Regions from separate parts of the Homo sapiens genome. Here regions 1 and 3 are each linked to region 2. Evidence: chromatin loops called from intact Hi-C (ENCODE). Cell type or tissue: heart right ventricle. All regions are shown on one strand.

What was found. A loop is a pair of places that touch in the nucleus more often than their neighbours do. Peaks named below come from ENCODE experiments on the same cell type or tissue, not always from the same donor. Only the 100,000 strongest peaks of a DNase experiment are listed, where the experiment ranks them.
Region 1: a loop joins it to region 2, with 2.9 times the contacts of the local background. A loop is called at or near these places in 52 of 110 quality-filtered maps.
Region 3: it touches region 2 in a loop (2.7-fold over the local background); 31 of 110 quality-filtered maps call a loop at or near these places.

The regions. Positions count from the first base shown.
Region 1 is chr18:58,856,333-58,858,832 of GRCh38, reverse strand. No RefSeq gene overlaps it. Among named protein-coding and RNA genes, the nearest start is that of ZNF532, 7.3 kb to the left of the region's middle. In heart right ventricle, no CTCF peak of the experiment used is centred here; no DNase peak of the experiment used is centred here.
Region 2 is chr18:58,788,588-58,791,087 of GRCh38, reverse strand. No RefSeq gene overlaps it. Among named protein-coding and RNA genes, the nearest start is that of LINC01926, 24 kb to the left of the region's middle. RefSeq lists an enhancer at 1,167-1,972. In heart right ventricle, no CTCF peak of the experiment used is centred here; a DNase peak (open chromatin) is centred at 1,416; H3K27ac peaks cover 2,150 bases.
Region 3 is chr18:58,841,345-58,843,844 of GRCh38, reverse strand. No RefSeq gene overlaps it. Among named protein-coding and RNA genes, the nearest start is that of ZNF532, 22 kb to the left of the region's middle. In heart right ventricle, no CTCF peak of the experiment used is centred here; no DNase peak of the experiment used is centred here; H3K27ac peaks cover 822 bases.

The DNA.
Region 1 (2,500 bases), 68 kb before region 2:
CTTGCCTCCAACCTGGCCAACGTTCAATGCATTCTGCACACTAAACCTTGAGGAATCTCTCCAACGATACCATCTTGTCACTCCTCTGCTCAAATGTTTCCAGATGACTCAATTGTCCTTAGAATGAGGTCCAGATTATAACTGTGACTTAGAAGTTTCTTCACGATTCGACCCATTTGCCTGCCCATGTCCCTGCCCCTCCATCCTCACATTTCAAGATCCAGGCTTGCCTTTTTGTTCTTTGAATATCACCTACTTCCTGTCACTGTCAGGCTTTCGCACATGCCGGCCCCGCTTTCTGGAAGACTCTCCTTACCCTTCACAACCTCCTCATCTAAGTCCTGTGTATTGGCCAGGTGTAGTGGCTCACACCTGTAATCCCAGCATCCTGGGAGGCCAGGTCAGGTGGATCACTTGAAGTCAGGAGTTCAAGACCAGCCTGGCCAACATGATGAAACCCCGTCTCTACTAAAAATACAAAAATTCGCTGGGTGTGAGGGCGGGCACCCGTAATCCCAGCTACTCAGGAGGCTGAGGCAGGAGAATTGCTTGAACCCGGGAGGTGGAGGTTGCAGTGAGCTGAGATCACGCCACTTGACTCCAGCCTGGGCGACAGAGCAAGACTCTGTCTCAAAAAAAAAAAAAAATCTAAAAGTTAAGTGCTCAGAACACCAGGATTAACACCTATAAGGTTTGGGGTTTTTTTTCCAATGACAAAGATAAAAGATGATCAAATACTTTAACATTTTCTGCTAAACTTAACGATGACTATTTTGAAGTCTCTTTTGAGGTTTCTTATTTAATACCAAAAGACTAGAAGTCACATGTCACTGGGAAAAGTTTCTGGAAAAACTTGGTTATTTCTGGAAAAGTTTAAAAATGAATAATAATAATTGACATATATAAACAAAAAACAAATGCTAAAATATGAAAATAATAACCAGAAAATACGGCTGCAACATAAAATACATTCGTCAGCAAACAGTTGGAAGATGCTTAGAAAATATTGCTGTAGGCCAAGTGTGGTGGCTCATGCTTGTAATCCCAGCACTTTGGGAGGCTGAGGAGGGCGGATCACGAGGTCAGGAGATCGAGACCATCCTGGCTACTAAAAATACAAAAAATTAGCCGGGCGTGGTGGCAGGCGACTGTAGTCCCAGCTACTTGGGAGGCTGAGGCAGGAGAATCGCTTGAACCCAGGAGGTGGAGCTTGCACTGAGCCGAGATTGCGCCATTGCACTCCAGCCTGGGCAATAGAGTGAGACTCTGTCTCAAAAAAAAAAAAGCAAGAAAATATTGCTGTAGATTTAAAGAAACACACATTAGAATAGATTACACAGTGTGGGAGGTTTGTGCAACTGTTGAATGCCTCTGCTTAAGGTATCTGCTTGCCCCTGTTCTCGTGATGACACACCTGAAAACACTTATTTTTTATGAACCACTAAAAAAAGTGTTTAGCAGAGAAGGTATATTATCAACAATAAATGATCTCTTTAATCAAAACATTATATCATTTTATTTAGAACAGGAACAGTAACCACGAATGGAGTAGCTTCTATACAGGAATTTAAAATTCTGGGGTTAAATTACGAAAATTCCAACACACACAAAATGTATCACCGATTCAGTTAAAATATCAAAATGCAAATTCAACACTTTCCAATTTATGTTGCAGAAACAATTGAGTGATACTGGCAAAGAGCGACTCACCACCCAAATGTCAACTAAAATCTTTTGCATAGCTGAAGGATGAGATTGAGCAATGAGCATTATGATTAAGTAAACAGTAAAAACGGCTGGGCGAGGTGGCTCACGCCTGTAATTTTAGCACTTTGGGAGGCCAAGGCAGGTGGATCATCTGCGGTCAGGAGTTCAAGACCAGCCTGGCCAACATTGTGAAACCCTTTCTCTACTAAAAATACAAAAATTACCCGGGTGTGGTGGCCAACGCCTGTAATCCCAGCTACTCGGGAGGCTGAGGCAGGAGAATCGCTTGGACCAGCGAGGCAGAGGTTGCAGTGAGCCGAGATAGCACCATTGCACTCCACCCTGGGCAACAAGAGCAAAACTCCGTCTCAAAAAATAAAAATAAAAAAGTAAATGGTAAAAATAATCTGTCTCTTCCTACTGGCAGAAAACTTTGCAAGGCATCCTCTCCCACTAGGACAGCCCTTTAAACAACCAAGTTTGAAAAAAACTAAACAGAGTAAAATCCTCAAATCATTTTATCACACTATTATGCCAATATTTCAAAAAAAAAAAGAGAAGCATATTCAATCATACCTCAAATATTAAGCATTGTAGTAAGAGCAAATTATTTTCTACTGCTAGTAAATAAAATTAAATGTTAATGGTATTGTTTAGTCCATCATTTCAATATTTTTTAATTTCTATTTTTGTATATCTTTTGTAATGTACATATTAGGATAGTACTAACTATATTTAAGCTGTAAGTTAGTTTTTATAAATTATAAGTGAATAATTGAGATGAATACTCAAA
Region 2 (2,500 bases):
AACACCCTTCCTCAGCTCTCCCGAAGCCTCCAAGATTCTCATTTAACAGGTCTGAGTAGTGCCTAGAAAATCTTCATTCTTCATTTTCAGCAAACTTTCTAAGCCCGAGGCTAGTGTTTTCTTTTTTCTTTTTCTTTTCTTTTCTTTCCTTTTTTTTTTTTTTTTTTTTGAGATGGAGTTTCCTTCTTGTTGCCCAGGCTGGAGTGCAATGGTGAAATTTTGGCTCACTGCAACCTCCACCTCCCGGGTTCAAGCAATTCTCCTGCCTCAGTCTCTCTAGTAGCTGGGATTACAGGTGGATGCCATGATGCCCAGTTAATTTTTGTATTTTTAGTAGAGATGGGGTTTCACCATGTTGGTCAAGGCTGGTCTCGAACTCCTGAACTCTGGTGATCTGCCCGCCTTGGCAGATCTGTGGCTTGCATTTTGCACTTTCTGTATCTTAACACATCTTTCCATGTCAATAGATATAAATATACATCATACTTATGGTAGATTTTCAGGTATATGTGGAGATGCTTATTTGAGGGGACCATACCATCTGGGACCTTTGACTTCCTTTTCAACTCACACTGTCTAGCAAACACCCACTCTGCTGGTGGTTAAGGCTAGAACTTGGGGTGCATTTCTGAATCCCAGAGTCCTGACTGGGCTTGGAGGTGAGGAGCTCTTGGCTGGTCTGGGCCTTCTGCATTCTGCATCAATACTCATGGGCTTCTGAAAATAGTCACCAGTATTTTCAGCCTCTGATGCTGATCCTGAGGGTCTCCCAGCTCCGAGGCCACCGTGAAGCTGCAGGGCTTGCAGTTTGGGGTTACACAGAATGTCCATCCCAAGTCCCAACCCCCCACCTCCCATGCACAGGAGGCCAGTGGGGATAGTGTTTAGGATTCAAGGACTGAAACCTTAAGCCAAGTGAAACCACAGCGCCCGCCTTTGAACTGCAGAGATAGCTCCCCCAGCTCTCCCCTCCCAAGAAGGCCCTGGGTCCGCAGCAACAATGCAAAGTTCAAATCTATGACTACTTGCTAGCGCATTTGGGAACCATTAAGTGACCTCTGACCTCCCCTGGCCCTTGGACATGTGACCCTTAGGGGCTGTCTTCCCTGCCACAGAGACTGGGCGTGAGTTGTTGGAACCAAAGGAAAACTGTGTGTAGCAGCCTGTTTTGGAGATTAAATGAACTTAAAAATACAATCTGTAGTAAACTTTATTTTATTTTTTTAGTAATTGGGATAATTGGCTTCAGTCTGTGAGATAAACAAACTACAAAGCAAATCCTTTAACCTCCTGTGCCGGGCTGTAAAGGGGCCCGCATTTGTATTTTCCTGATGCTTTTGGTGACCTAAGGGCTGGCCTCTCTGCCTCTGGACTGGGGCTGGCACAAAGCCGGGCTAATCACAGAGCACTTTCGGAAATGAGGGTCTTGAATGGAATTTCCTCAACACGCCCTCGGCAGTCTGCAGCCTCCTCACTGAGTTTTCCCTTCTGGAAGGCTCTGGGCTGGGCAGGGCTGGAGAACAAAGGAGCCGTTTCTCTGAGTCTTCCTCAGAGCCCAGAAAGCCTCCTGACCCAACAAAAATTCAATAAAAGCAACTCTTGTGTTCCCTTCCGTGTACTACGGCTGTCAATAAATCAAGTGCTAGGGCTGAAAATAAGTCAAATGCTGCATATTCACAGTTAACAATGTGTACATCTCTGTGGGGGGAATAAAAATTGTTTACTGTAGATAAGAGTCTTGCCCTCAAAGAGCTTAATATTTACTTGGAATATCATGACTAATCACAGCAAGAGGAAAAAGTCAAATCATGATTTGTGGCAGCAATCCAAGCAATCTTGGGACAAAAGTAACAAGCTTTAAGAGTTCAGTAAATGCAAACTGTTGAGCATCTCTTCTACTAGACAAGGCTGCAGAAACCCTAAGGTGGGGACTTATCTCAAAGATAGCTGTCATTATTTTTTCTTTCCTCCCATGCACCTACCACTCCCTTTTGGAGAGGTGGAGCCTATCTCTCCACCCGCTGGGATCTGGGCTGGCCTATGACGGCTTTGACAAATAGGATGTGATGGAAGTTATGCTCTGCCAGTTAGGTCTAATCCTTAAGAGGCCTGGCAATTTCTGCTTCCCCTCTCTTAGAAAGACCCAGCTGACATGCTATGGGAAGTCCCTAAGCCACCTGGAAAGTCCAAGTGGAGTACAATTGAGGCTCCAGGACCATGGTACCAGCTGAACTCCCAGCCAATAGCACCAAGTCACCAACTCCGAGTGATCCACATGGAGGTAGATCCTCCAGCCCTGTTGATCCACCTCAGCTGCCAAGCAGTCCCTGCCTGCTTAGCCCCAGTTGCAAAACTGTGAGCAAATAAATGATGGTTGTTGCATTCTTGCATCTGCTTTGCTTTCACCACAATCCCTGTAAAGAAGGTGTTTCCAGGCGTGGTGGCTCATGCCTGTAATCCCAGCACATTGGGAAGCCTAGATGGGAGGATTGCTTGAGGC
Region 3 (2,500 bases), 53 kb before region 2:
GTTCCAGTCTGAAAAGAGCCTTTTTAATTATAGGGTTTTGGGGGTGGGGGAAGCAGGGTGTGGGAGAGTGGCAGGGGCGGGGGAGTGGATGTAGTTTTTCACGGTAAGAGACTGAAAAGTCTTTTATCTATTTAAAAGGATAGCAGGTGGGCTCCACTAACAAGTCTTAACCCCAGGACTTAGCTTAACCCTGGAGAAAATGTTTTTCATTTTCACCCCTATGTATTTGCTGGTTCTTCACTTCTTTAAATTGCAAGCTCTTCAAATAGAGCTCAGAAGGCCTGGGGGAGTAGGCAGTTCAGCCAAGGACAGTTCCGAGGGTTTGGAATACCTCTGCACAACAGAGCTCCTGGAGACCTCGACAGTTGCGCAGGCAGCCCTGAATCAGCAGCTCCCAGGCAACGCTGACCCGAGCTATTTTGAAGCTGGTGACACTAAAGCCTATGACTGTCACCCGGATTAACAGCGTGGGAGCTAGGATTTTTGATAGTGTTAGGTAATTCCACCCATCTGAATTTCTCTATTTCGATTTCTCACCTCAAGCCTAAAAACATCCATGCAACTCATTCTAGAAAGAAGCCCAATCTAGTTAATTTTACCAGTGAACTGTATAGGATGAAATCCCTACACAAAAGGGCAGGGCCAGAGCCCGCTCCATGTGGAAGGCATGCTTGGAAGTCCAGGGTCAGCTCAGCACTGTCTGGCTTCTTGTCTTCTCAGGATTTACTCCCCCTTCACCATTTTTGTCACTTTCCATTTTTTTTCTGATTATTTTTATTGCAATACAGATGAGGTCTCCTTAGGTTGCCCAGGCTGGTCTTGAACTCCTGGGCTCAAGTGATCCTTCCGCCTCGGCCTCCCAAAATGCTGGGATCATAGGCATGAACCACTGCACCAGGCCTCTTTTTACTTTTCAAATTATGTTTATTGAGGTATAATTTATATACAGCTTAAAAATTCACCCTTTTTTGGTGTATAGTTCTATGAGTTTTGACAAACAAATGTTATGCTGTGAGATGAACTGTATCTGCCTCCCAAATTCATATCTTCTTGAAGACCTAGCCCTCAATGTGATTATATTTGGACATAGAGCTTTTTTTATTTTTTAGATAGAGTCTCACTCTGTCGCCCAGGCTGGAGTGCAGTGGCGTGACCCCAGCTCACTGCGACCTCCGCCTCCCTGGTTCAAGCAATTCTCCTGCCTCAGCTTCCCAAGTAGCTGGGATTACAGGTGCCCACCACCATGCCCGGCTAATTTTTGTATGTTTAGTAGAGACAGGGTTTCACTATTTTGGCCAGCTGGTCTCAAACTCCTGACCTCAGGTGATCCACCCGCCTCGGCCTCCCAAAGTGCTGAGATCACAGGTGTGAGCTGCCACCGCGCCGGGCTTATCATTTCTTAATATACTTAGTTCAAACTGATTAGTCAGATTAGTTTTATTCAAAAGCAGGAATGAAGAAATGGAAGATGAGACACAGCACACGTCAGTCCCACATTTCTAGTTGTCTGCTGGCAATTTTCATTTGGATATCCCACCAGCATGTCCAACCCATAAATTACCTTCCCTCAAATCAGATCTTCCTTTGGAAGGAAGGGCTGTTAACTTCACCTAATCATTGAGTTCAAAACCTCGGTGTCATTTTTGTCTTTATTTTTCCTCATTCTCTACATTAGCTTAATCTCTAAGTCCTGTTGACTTTGCCTTCATGAAGTCTTAGTTGTTCACGATTATCATCTTGATGAGGCTCAGAAACCAAGACCCGGCTGGGCACAGTGGCTCATGCCTGCAATTCCAGTACTTTAGGAAGCCAAGGAGGGAGGATTGCTTGAAGCCAGGAGTTTGAGACCAGCCTGAGCAAGATAGTGAGACCCCATCTCTACAAAAATAAAAACTTAGCCAGGCGTGGTGGTGCGCACCTGTAGTCTTAACTAACTGGGAAGCTGAGGTGGGAGGATCTCTTGAACCTAAAGCCTGGGAAACATAATGAGGCCTCGTCTCTACAAATTTTTTTTTTAATTAGCTGGGTGTGGCGCCGCATGCCTGTAGTCCCAGCACTTTGGGAGGCTGAGGTGGGCAGATCACTTGAGGCCAGGAGTTCTAGACCAGCCTTGCCAACATGGAGAAACCCTATCTCTATTAAAAATACAAAAATGTAGCCAGGTGCAGTGGCGCAAGCCCATAGACCCAGCTACTCTGGAGGCTGAGGATCACTTGAGCCCAGGAGTTCCAACCTACAGTGAGCTGTGATCATGCCACTGCACTCCAGCAAAACATCTCACCCCACCAAAAAATTCCTTTTTTAAAAGTACTTTAAAAATACGAGACAGCCAGGCTGTCTAAAAAAAAAAAATAAGAAAGAAAAGAAAGAGACCAATACACCCAAATGTGGTGCTTTGACATGCTGAACTGAAGAAGCCTCAAGGTCTTTCTGATATCCCCCCTCAACATCTCTCCCAAAACCTTTATCTGCCTAAGAACCAGACCCATCAAAATAAACA